Linked DNA regions of Homo sapiens: regions 1 and 2 are each linked to region 3. Evidence: chromatin contacts called from ENCODE Hi-C or POLR2A ChIA-PET data. All regions are on one chromosome and are shown on one strand. Each heading gives the region's core, a stretch centred on a gene start or an enhancer-like site at or near the end of the contact. The rest is flanking DNA. Distances are from core to core; before and after follow the strand shown.

What was found. A loop is a pair of places that touch in the nucleus more often than their neighbours do. ChIA-PET counts read pairs that join two places held with the same protein, here RNA polymerase II (POLR2A). Pooled maps may share reads with other maps.
Region 1: a pooled map shows a loop between it and region 3 (7-fold over the local background). The contact joins the promoter of MAP3K9 here to the promoter of SLC8A3 in region 3. A Hi-C loop is called at or near these places in 20 of 37 single-sample maps with no recorded cell type and 7 of 50 pooled maps. POLR2A ChIA-PET finds 5 or more read pairs at or near these places in 2 of 52 experiments (activated B cell and activated CD4-positive, alpha-beta T cell).
Region 2: a pooled map shows a loop between it and region 3 (6-fold over the local background). The contact joins the enhancer-like site here to the promoter of SLC8A3 in region 3. A Hi-C loop is called at or near these places in 6 of 37 single-sample maps with no recorded cell type and 4 of 50 pooled maps.

What each region holds. Positions count from the first base shown.
Region 1 is chr14:70,807,987-70,811,738 of GRCh38, forward strand. It overlaps MAP3K9 (mitogen-activated protein kinase kinase kinase 9), which reads right to left and starts at 1,527. Exons shown (of 12, transcript NM_001284230.2): 1 at 780-1,527. The coding sequence starts at 1,185. MAP3K9-DT (MAP3K9 divergent transcript) reads left to right here and starts at 798. Exons shown (of 2, transcript NR_184164.1): 1 at 798-1,301. RefSeq lists an enhancer at 89-148 and a silencer at 1,089-1,728.
Region 2 is chr14:70,884,452-70,888,097 of GRCh38, forward strand. No RefSeq gene overlaps it. Among named protein-coding and RNA genes, the nearest start is that of PCNX1, 21 kb to the right of the region's middle. RefSeq lists an enhancer at 2,853-3,162. Within about 2 kb of position 2,065, at least 12 of the 41 ENCODE cell types and tissues checked have a DNase peak (open chromatin) inside an H3K27ac peak, as active enhancers do.
Region 3 is chr14:70,187,680-70,191,573 of GRCh38, forward strand. SLC8A3 (solute carrier family 8 member A3) reads right to left here and starts at 1,272. Exons shown (of 7, transcript NM_182932.3): 1 at 700-1,272. It also overlaps the pseudogene LOC646548. RefSeq lists silencers at 707-846, 917-1,246.

The sequences.
Region 1 (3,752 bases), core at 277-2,776, 620 kb after region 3:
AAGAAGAAAATGTATTTCCCAAACAGCCTCACTGTCAAAGGACTGGGATTCAGCCACTGTACCTTGCAATCCTGATCTCCCATGGGGGAACGACATACTTTTTCCTCTCTAATCATCACTTGTCTCACCCCCACTCTCAACACACACATCCCTCTTAGCACATTAATCAGTGAGACTCCTAAAGGTACAACTTCTGAGATATAAGAAATAGGATCCAAGAAATCAACCCGACATTTTACAGGCAACTGAGCCTTGAGTTCACACATGCTTCCGGGACTTGTGAGCCAGCTCAGCCCTGCGGAGACACCCCCATCTCTTTGAAAGCAAATGCCTTTAGGAGGCGGGGACAGGCGTTAGAAGAGGTGGTGGCAAGGTCCCTGATTTGGGGACTAAGGCTAGGACACTAACCACCATCTTGCCATAAACACTTCCAGATTGGGAATGGGGGGCGGCGGGGGGGTGGGTAAGAGAAGGGACTGGGAAACTGGCAAATTCTCAGACTGGGACTTCAGGATGTGGAAATCGGGAGCCACTGCTGAGGTGGCCAACTGAAGGTGAAGAAGCCCAAGCGTCTGAAGTGCGGGCAGGGCCTGAGGCGTCTCGAGCTTATCCAGCAAGCAAAGCCCGGGCAGCCTAAGCGCGCGCCACCCACACCCAGGTCAATCGTCCTCCCCACCCCCCGCCCTCATCCCAGCCCTCGCGCAGTGCTCCCCCCTTCCCCGACCGCCCCCCAGGCCTCCGTCATTCCCCCTCCCCGCCCGGCCCCGCCTTCGCCTTACACTGAATGGGCGGGTAGCAACTGGGGTCCTCGCCGCCGGGCTGGCAGCGGCTGGAGAAGGCGCTGCGCGGGGTCACGTAGTTGCTGGGGAAGATGCCCACCCGCTGGTTCAGCTGCCCGGTCCACCAGCCCTCGTCGCCGGACACCTGCGAGTCCTTGGACAGCACCTCCACCACGTCGCCCAGCCGCAGGGTCAGCTCGTCCTCGCCCGCCGCCTCGTACTCGAACACGGCCGTCCAGTAGGGCAGCGGCGCGTCGCAGCCCAGCTCCCCGGGGCCCACCGCCGCCGCCGCCTCCTCCTCCTCCTCCTCCTCCTCCTCGGCCCCGGCCCCTGCTCCATCCTCCCCCGGCGGGGCGGCAGCGGCGGCGCTCGCTAGGCAGCCGAGAAGCGCTCTGGAGGGCTCCATGGAGCGGCCGATCCATAGGGTGCGGGGCCGCCGCCGCCCGCAGGAGCCGCCGCCGCCTATTGTTCATGCGCCTCCGCAGAGCTGGGAGGACCCCCCCCCAACGACGGCGGCCGCAGGTAGGGCCCGGGCTGGCAGGGCTGGGAGAGCCGGCTCGCCGGCGCTGTTACCGCGGTACGAGAAGAGCGCCGAGCGCGAGCTCTTCGCGCAGCCTAGGGGCGCAGCGGGCCGAGTCCCCGCCTGCCCGCTCGCCCCCCCGGGGGCGGCCTCGTCACCTCTGCCGCCGGTACCTGCTCGCGCAGCCGGTGCCCGCCGCTGCCAGCCGGCCGCCGCTCTCCTCTCCGCGCCGTGCCGTGCCCCGCCCCCCGCACCGCCAGCTCGCCGGGACCACCTGACGCGGGCCTGGCTCCGCCCCAGCCCTGCGGACCCCAGGGGGCTCCGCCCCACGCCCGCCCCGCCCCGCGCCCGCTGCCTTCCCATTGGCTGCGGCCGCCCAGTCCCCGGTTCCTCCGCCGTGGTTGGGGCAGCCTAGCTGGCCGTCTCGCAGGTCCCTCTCACCCCCTGCGCCGCCGTCGCACCGTGCCCTCCCCCATTGCGGGCTCTGTCATTCTCAAACCCAGGTCGACCCACTCTTCCCGCCCACTGGCCCGCCGCAGCTCCCTCCATTGGCTCGCGGCACCTGTCCGTTTCCTGGGAGAGTTCAGCACCTCCCGGCAGGAAGAGGCTCCGGCCTCATTGGGTGCGTGAGAAGGGAAGGGTGGATCCTAAAAGGTAATACTGAGCCTTCATTCAAACTAAAAGGCTGGAAGGGAGGCAGCTGCCTTTGTTTGCCATGGATGGGTAGGGGCTGCACTGAGCAGCACCGGTGTTCTTCATCCGGCTGCACCCCCAACAGAGCTCTTTCTTCCCCAGATCCCTTTTACAGTTGGATTCTCCCTCTTGGATCTGGCTCTGCCTTAGTCCGACCTAGAGGGATCAGCTTCGCCCACGCCCACTCTCACCCGGAACCTTTCATCTCTTATTGAAGCCTTTTAGGCCCATTGGGATGTTCATTAGAACTCTGAAAACTACAGTTCTCCCCTTTATGAGGACTGCACCACAGCTCGCCCTCTCCTGGGTTCCGGTAAGAAGAGATTCCAATACCACTCTTTTTTCAGAATTCAGAAAGGCAAGAGACCACCTTACTGAGCTTCAAACTGGGGCTGGGAACGCTGCCATGAATTGGGCTTGGTCTGTCTGAAGGGAGCCACCTTTTCGACAATCCTTAGACTTCTTTTGCCTGTTGGAATTACACCTTGGATCGTGGCGAAGTCTATAGAGGTCAGATTAAGAAGAACCAAAGCAGAATAAACGTAGAACCCGATGCTGAGTTCACGAGTGAGGACGACCTCTTCCTATATGCTTTGCTATACCCTGCGTTTTGAACATTAAGGACGAGATAGGAGGCCCATAATGTTTCTTCTTGCTTTAATCCTGTCGTGGCAACGTTGACTTCCAGTAAGAAAGGTTCTCTGATCTTTTTTTCTCTTTTCTTTTCTTTTCTTTTCTTTTCCTTTCTTTTCTTTTCTTTTCTTCCAGGGTCTCAGTTTGTTGTCCAGGCCAGAGTGCAGTGGCGCAATCTCGGCTCACTGCAGCCTCAACATCCTAGGCTCAAGCCATCCTCCCACCTCACCCTCCCGAGTAGCTGGAAGTACAGGCTCGTCTTGAACTCTGGGCTGAAGTCATCCACCTGCCTCGGCCTCCCAAAGTGCTAGGATTACAGGCCTTAGCCACCTCACCTAGTCCTCTGAAATTTCTAAATAAGCCAGTGCTGAAGGATCTAGCCCAACTTCTACCAAACTTTGTTACCTTTTCCCCTTCAGTGGTAGGAATAGACATGATTTATTTAGCAAGGGTGAGTGCTTTTGTTGAATTTTAGTTTGGGGTTTATTATTACACAAACTAAAGACAGCGGGGCAATTTGGAAAGATAACTAGGCAGCTGCATGACTTCAGGCAGGTGTCCTAACACTGTACTCTTAAAGTGAGGGGAGTGAACTGGAAGATATCCTGTGTCCTCATAGTTTGAACATTCTGTGGTTCGCTCATCAATATGACTACACTGTATAGTCATAGCACACATTTGAGGTCTTGAAGAAGAGAGATGAGGCTTGTTCTAAAAAGCATCCAGAGTAGGTCTTGAAAAAGGATTTCTGTTTAAGTAAAGACCTAAAACAATGCTCAGATTCCTATTATACATAGGATCCATGAACTGGAAAAGATATGGATGAGTCTGAGTAAATTATCTAGGTTTTGTTTTAGACAAAACCATTCCACTGTCAAGCAGCAGAGAGCAAGGGAGTGGGGATGGAGGTATATTGTGTTTTTTTAAAGGCCATAAGAAAATAATTGTCTTGATAAAATTTTAACTTAGGACTGGGTATGGTGGCTCGTGCCTGAAATCTCAGCAGTTTGGGAGGCTGAGGCAGGAGGATCACTTGAGCCCAGGAAGGAGACCAGCCTGAGCAACATGGCGAGACCCCTATCTCTACAAAAAATGTTAAAATTTGCCAGGCATGGTGGTGCAAGCCT
Region 2 (3,646 bases), core at 815-3,314, 700 kb after region 3:
ATGATCCTGAACTAGCACAGAGGAAATGAGCATTCCTGGCAGAGAAGAGCAGGAGAAAAGGCCGAGCAGAAAATCACAGAGAAAGGATGGGAAACAATTGGCTGGAAAATAAGGTTGGAACTTGAAAGGGTCAGTGAGGCCAGATAGTAATAGGATATAATTCCAGGTCGAGATCTTAGTCTGTGGGCAGTAGGTTGGGTTTTGAGTCAGGTATGAGCTGAGCAATAGAATGTGGTTTTGAAAGAAAGGAAGAGTATTCAAGACAGAGCACAGCAGGAGCAGATAGAAGAACCCAGGTGGCTGGTTTCTCTGACACAGGCAGGAAACATTCTTCTGCAATGGTGAGCCAGGCTGGATGATAGGGGAGACTCTACTTATGAGGCAGGAGGGTCTAGAATGAGGGACAGTTACCCAGAGTCTGGGAGCATCAAGCCACTCCTTCATGAGTCAGGCCCAGCAAGCTTGCTTATGAGCAGTGAGATTAGAAAACCCACGGGCAGAACCATGTGGACCGACAAGAAATAGGTGAGCGCCATATGTTTCCAGGGGCCAGACAGGTGAGCATCTGAGCAAAGACAGAAGCCAAAGCGGTGCAAACCTGGAAGGACAGGAGCAAGGCAGCTCAGGAGCTGACTGGGCAGTAGTATCGAAGGCCCAGATACAGTGTCCAGGCAAAGGGCCAAGAGCCCAGTCAAGGATGACAGCTGTATTGCGGAGATAAAGCGAAGAAAGCACAGGTTTCAGAGTCAAACAGACTCAGGTTTGAATCCAAGACTATCTTATCTGCTGTGTAAACTTGGGCAAGCCACTTAACCTCTCTGAGGCTTCTGTTTCCTTGGCTAAAAAGGAACATAATAATGTCTACCTCAAAGAGTTGTTATAAGGAGTATAAATAATATATGAAGAGTGCCTGGCACTTGGAGCACTCAATAAATGAGAGCTATTGTTATTATCAATATCACCCTCATTATTTATATTGAACTATAGAGATTGCTGTGGCTCAGGCTGAGAAATAAAGCAAGTGAGAGGAGTCTTTGCCAAGAACAGAGAAACCACCAGGAGGGGGAACGGGCCTCTGCAGAATTGATCACAAAAGCTCTCTGGCTTATGTATTACTCATTTGTCACTGTTGATTTATACATTCATTCTTATACTCAGTAATGCCAACACCATTGTCACCATTGCCATCATTCCCTCCAACAAAAATAAGAAGAACCTTAGATTTCTGTTAAAACAGTTCAACAGGCTGTGTTTTGCCCCTGGCACATCTCTTCATCTTTTCTGTGGATTGAGCTGCCATTGGTATTCAGGGATACCACCTGCCCCGAGTTGCTGACAACCATCTCCATGGTTTCTGGCCAGATCTCATTAGCTAAGTGAGGTCAAGCCCAGTGAGGTTAAATACCGACAAGGGAGAGGGTCGGGGGATACACAGATGGTTACAGGCATTGGGATGGAATGGCATGGCTGACCCAGCCTTGTGTTAGGTAGAAAACCAAGGTCACAACCTTTTGCAGTCTCTGAGGAGCTGCGTGACAACATATTTAATCAGAGGATGCCAGCCACAGTGATCCTGCAAGTTTCCAACTGATACAGTTTACCTGCTCCCTCTACATTCAATTGATGCTATTACTGCCCAATCCAATAATAAGCAACAATTTATTAAGCCCTTACTGTTTGCCAGGCTAACGACAGGCCAAAATGCAGGGCTAAAGCACTTTACATACTGTCCCATTTAATCCTCACCACAACTCTATAAAGTCAGTACTATTACCTGCTCCATTTTACCGATTAATAGAAGTTCAGAGAGGTTAAGTAACTTGTCTAAGTCCGCATAGCTAGTAAAACTGTAGAGCCAGCTTGGGAACATGGGTTTTGCTGATTCCAGATCTCCAGCTCTGCATTAAAATGCTAACTGGTGCTTCTCACACTTTAATGTGTATATAAGTCACCAGGCGATTTGTTAAAATGAAGGTTTTGATTCAGTAGATCCAGATGGGACCTGAGATGCTGCATTTCTTAGGCCACATGTATGCTGTCGGGCCGTGGGTTATAATTTGAATCACAAGAGACTTGTCTGATAGATTTGGTTCACAGTGGTTGGCAGGTTTCTCTTTGAAGGAGGTTGGGTTTTGGTCTTAGGGTTAGGCTAAGAGGCTTTAAAACCATTCAGGAAGTGTGGATTTTAGTTCTATGCTGCATACTAAATCATCATAAATTTATCCCCTTAAAACAACTCCCCATTCATTACTTTACAGGTTTTCCCCCAGAACTGGGAAGGGTGTGACTCCACTGATCTCCTCACAGGGCTAAATCAAGATGTCAGCTGGGCAGTGTTCTTATCTGGAGCTCAAGGGCCTTGTGGAAGCTCATTCTGGTTGTCACAGATTCAGTTTCTTGCGGTTGGGGGACTGAGGTCCCTGTTTCCTGGCTGGCTGTCAGCTGGGGGCCACTCTCAGTTCCTAGAAACTGCCGCATTTCTTACCACTTGGTCCTTTTATCTTCATAGTCAGCAATAGAGAATCTCCCCTTTGTTGAATTCTTCTCATGCTTCAAACCTCTTTGATTTTTTTCTGTCTTTGACCTCCAGACTCAGAGTTAAAGGGCTCGTGCTATTAGATCAAGCCCACCCAGACAATCTCCCTATCTTGGGACCTTAATTACATCTGCAAAATCCCTTCACAGCAGAATCTAGGTTGCTGTTTGATTGAGTAAGTGGGAGAAGGCTCACAGATCCCAGAGGCAGGAAACCTTAGGGGCTTAGAATTCTGCCTACCACAAAGTGTTTTGGTTTTCCTGGATGAGCTGCATTGTTGATTGATCAATGTTTTTAGAGTCATCGAAATTGAGACTATATAAGCTTTCTCATTTCTGCTTTCATTTCTACTCTCTTGCTGTAAGCCTCTCCTTTGGTATGAAATTACCAACAATGATTTCAAAATAAAAATGGACTGTCAACTTCCAGCAAATTGAGCTTAGCCCTTTTTCTCATTTATTGTATAAACTGAAAGTGTAAAACAGGAATTGATACATAGATCATTTGGGGTTTTTCACTGACTCATTAGCAATGTCCAGGAATAAGTCTCCAGATGCAGAGATGTTTATAGAAGGCAGTACTTCTTACTCAAGGAACTCTAAGTGCTCACGGATGATGTGAGCCAACAGACAGTGCCTGCACTTTGAAGAAGGAGGGTTTGTGATATCTTGACGTCAAAGATCTGACTGAAATCTTTGGAATCAAGCCCATCTTTTCTGATTTCTAGCCTATTTTCCTTCCAATGGCACTGTCCTAAGGTTGTACAGCTTAGAAAATGTTAACCCAGTATTGTTTTCTTTACTTGCATGTGAGAGAAGAGAAGTCAAAGTCAAAAGCAGGCAGCTGGAAACCTCCAGGGGAAGGGATTCCCAGGGGTCCTTTATATTCCTTTCTCCCCAAGCAAAGCAGAGAGAGAAGCAGCACACATACCCTGTGGATTCTGGGTTTGGAAAGCATAGTTGTGTTGTTCATCTGGGCTGCTATAACAAAATACTATACACTGAATGGCTCATAAACCACAGAAATGTATTTCTCACAGTTCTGGTGGCTTGGAAGTCCAAAATCAAGGTGCCAGCAGATTTTGTGTCTGGTGAGAGCCTGTTACCTGGT
Region 3 (3,894 bases), core at 22-2,521:
GTTATATATTTCGATTCTCTCCACCGAGTCCCGGATCACGCAGACCACCAGGGGCTGGAGAGTGCAGCACTGGAGAAACCCTCCTTCTCCCTCGCCCCCTTGGCCCCAGCGGTGGGTGCTCTGGGGCTGCAGCTCCCGACCCGCGGCGGTGGAGTCCCGAGATTGGGGTGAGCGCGTGCGTGCGTATGTGCACGCGGGCGCGCGCCGAGTGGATAACGCGCTTCCCTGCTAGCCCCCAAACCCGGCGGACACTCACAGCACCAGAAGCACAACACGCCCTGGCCCAGGTGGCACACATATGCCGACATGCATCCAGCACACACAACACAGCAGTCAGTCTCCCCAAACAGCACCCGCTACCAACCCAGCATGCTCACGATCCAACTGTACCCACCTGCCCAGGCATCTCTCTCTGCCCCTCCCCACCCGGCGGCACCCTCCTGTAGACACCCACTCTGCCAGATCTGCCCCCCCAACACTGCATACACAATGTACACTTTCCGGGGCACCCTCACCCCACTTCTCCTGGCACTAAATCCACAGGAAGGCGGTTCATATGAATGATCTTGAGAAATAACTTAACCCCGTTACTCACAATCAGGGATCCTCTTAGGGGCATCCCAAGCCCCCCAACCTCTACCTCCCATGTCTCGGCTGCCCGCTAAGGGGGAAGGGCAGGAGGCTCACCCCATTACTCACCGTTTCCTCTCGGCCTCCCGAGCGGAGTGGGCAAGGGAGGGGGGTGAGGAAGGTACGCGATGCCCCCGCCGCCCGGCGCCTCACCGGTCGCAGCGGCTCATCGCCCCCGCGGGCTGCCCGCCGGCCGCAGCCGCGTCCGGGGCATGTCAGTCCGCCGCCGCCGCCCTCCCGCCGGGGTTCGTGGGCTCGCAGCTGTCAGGGAGCTGCGGGGCAGCGCATCTGGAGCGCGGGGTCTGGGAGGGAGGGTGTCTGGGGCCAGGGCGAGGGGCCCCGGGAGGGGTCCTTCCGCACGGATTTCAGAAAGAGGGAAACCCCGACCCAGAGCGGTGACTGGAATCTACGCCCGGGAGAGGCCCGGAGTCCCGGCCGCGGGCGGCGGGGGATTCCTGCAGGAAGGGGCAGGAAGGCAAGCAGCCCGGCGCGCCCTGGCGGCTCCGAGGGACCTGGGCTCGGGCTTGCGGTCGCGTCGCCTGGGCTTTCCCTGGGCTGGGAGCGCGCCGGGTCTCCGCCTTGCACGCTGTCACCGCGGGAGACGTCTCGGCCTCGCCGCGCGCAGAGGGGACGCGCGGAGAGGCTGGTTTCTGGGCGAGCGGAGAGCTTTGCCCATTAAGCTGCCGGAAGAAGCCAAATCAAAAAGCCAATCTCCAAGCCTCCAAACGGAACGTCACCCTATCAGCTGGGAGACAGCGCCGCACTGACTGACAAGCCGCGCATATTTATCCTCGCGCGCGGAGGGGAGACTCTCAGAACGCTCCTCGACCAGCAGCGAGGAAGTCGAGCCCGCATCCCGCATCCCGCATCCCGCATCCAGAGCCCCCGAGGGACGAATTCAGATCCAACCCCTGCCCCGCGGCCACCCACCCTAGTCGTTGGAGCCTGGCGCCCGCGCCTCCCGGCCGGCAGCACGTCAAAACGGCGGCGCGTCCTGACCTGGATTCCGCCGAGTTGGGAGCTCCAGGCAGCAGGCGGGCGCGCGGCACCGGCTTTCCCCTTGTCCTCAGGAGACGCTGCCTGCAATTCCGAAATTAAGTCTCCACCAAACACATCTGTGGTTTTTAAATATAGCAGGGAACTATTACCCAGGCAGGGTCCACCCAGGCCTAGGGGAGGAGTTGAGGGGGATGGAGATTGGCAGCGGAGGGAAAAGAAAACTCCTTTTTTCCCCCTCTTTTTTTCTTCTCTTCTTGGTGCAGAACCCAGCCTGTCATTTTCTCAACCCAAGTCAAACAACAGTTTGTGAGAGACGCTTGGGTGAGCTCTGGTATGTTGGCTTTTCGGGTTTCTAAAGCTAAAAATAAGAGGGGGCTGCCTCCCAAATTGCTGCTTACTCTGGGCCTGGAGGCTGGAAGAGAGCTGGTCCTTTGATGCAGCAGCGGGACTAGGGCTTGGGGCTTGGCTCAGGCGAAGTGTACACACGTAGCCTTAAATCAGATGCCTGTAATTTCTGCTATATTTGTCAGGCTTGGTCCTAGAGGCATGCGGGGTGGGCAAGCCACTCCTAAGAATGGGGTTTCAAGCCCTCAGCTTATCGGTGGCATTAGGCAGATCTAAAATGAGCCTGGTGGCTGGCCTTCTGTAGCGACACCAGTGCAGAAAAGTCAGAATGTAAGGGCAGGAAGTTGTTCTCTTTCAGGCCTCTCTGCTGCCTGAGGCTAAGTGTGAGGGGCCAACAAATGATAATAATACTTACCAAATAGCAGCACCTTTTAAGGGCCAGGAGTGGTGCTAGTGAATTTGATTGTATTACCTCATGCCATCCTACTAAAACTCTGTGAGCTAGGTACAATTACCAACTCCATTTTTTTGTTGAGGAAATTGAGCCTTAGGTTAAATAACCATCCCAAGGCCACGTGCAGCAGAGCCAAGGATTGAAATAAAATGCAACCAACCGGAGTTGTGCTGAGACGTCAACAGTGTGTGTGACTCCTGAGATCCCTGGCTCCTTTGCCCGGCTGCTCTGGAGCAAGGCTTGGTTCAAACAGATTAAGGGGGTGTAGAGACTAGGGAATCTCTAAGCCTGAGATGGCAGGAGGTCTTTGCTGGTCCTTTGACTCAGTGTTCCGTTAGCAAGCTGTGTGGTGGTTTCTGGCCTGAGTCCGGAGTCAGAATCCTGGATGTGCTCAGTAGGAGCAGTAGGAGTGCTTTCAGACCCCTGAACCTTTATGGGTCTTGAATTTCATTTAAAGTTAGGGCTGGGACTGACTTTGAAAGGTTTCAATAGCTTCTAAAGTTGTGGGATCTCAGGATATGTCAGTTACTGGGACTTACCTTGTGTCTGCTCCCGTGGAGAGTCACAATGCTGAGTCTACACATTGAGAGTCTACAGTAGAGACAAAGAGATGGCTAATGGGCACCTAAATTGATAGAGTTTTTAGGTAGGGCAATTTTGAAAGATACATCAAATTCCTTAAAAACGTGAATGCCTGTGACCCAGTAATTTTACTGGAAGAAATTTATTCTATGGCAATCATTAAGGATATGCTCAAATATTTAGTTACAAGGATATTCATGGTAGTGTTTTTAAGAGTGAAAAATTGGAAACATCTTAATTTTCCAACACAACAAATTGGTGAAGTAAACATGTTTTGTTGACATAATGCTGTATTCTACCACTGTAAAAATACAGATGCAGCATTCTGTGTACTGGTGTGGAAAGGTTTTTATAATATATCGTAGACAGAGAGAAAAAAAACCCCAGAACACAGTGTAACACAGCATGTGCGGGGGTGGCGGGGTGGGGATGAATGCCCTGGCAGCATAAAAACCCCAAAATGGTAGTGGTTATCTCTTGGTGGTGGGATTTCTGGTGATTTTGTTTCTCTTTGTATCAATCAACTTTATTGAGGTGTAATTTACATACAACAACTCACCTTTTTTCTGATCTATGCTTTATGAAGGCATCAAAAGCAAGGTCTAGTGCACAGGCTAAATGACTATCTCAGTAGTGAGGAACATGAATCTGCAAAACTATCCCAGTAGTGAGGAACATGAATAATATTTCAAGATACCTGCAAAAACTAACTGATGATATTAAAATATCTGACATTTCTAATGGAGATAAAGTTACAGGTATCCAAACATCACTACTACTACTAAAAACTCACCTGTTTTAAGTGTATAGTTTGAAGAGTTTTTATACAAGTACATACATGTAGAGCAACAACCTCAGTCAAGACATAGAACATTTTCATCTCC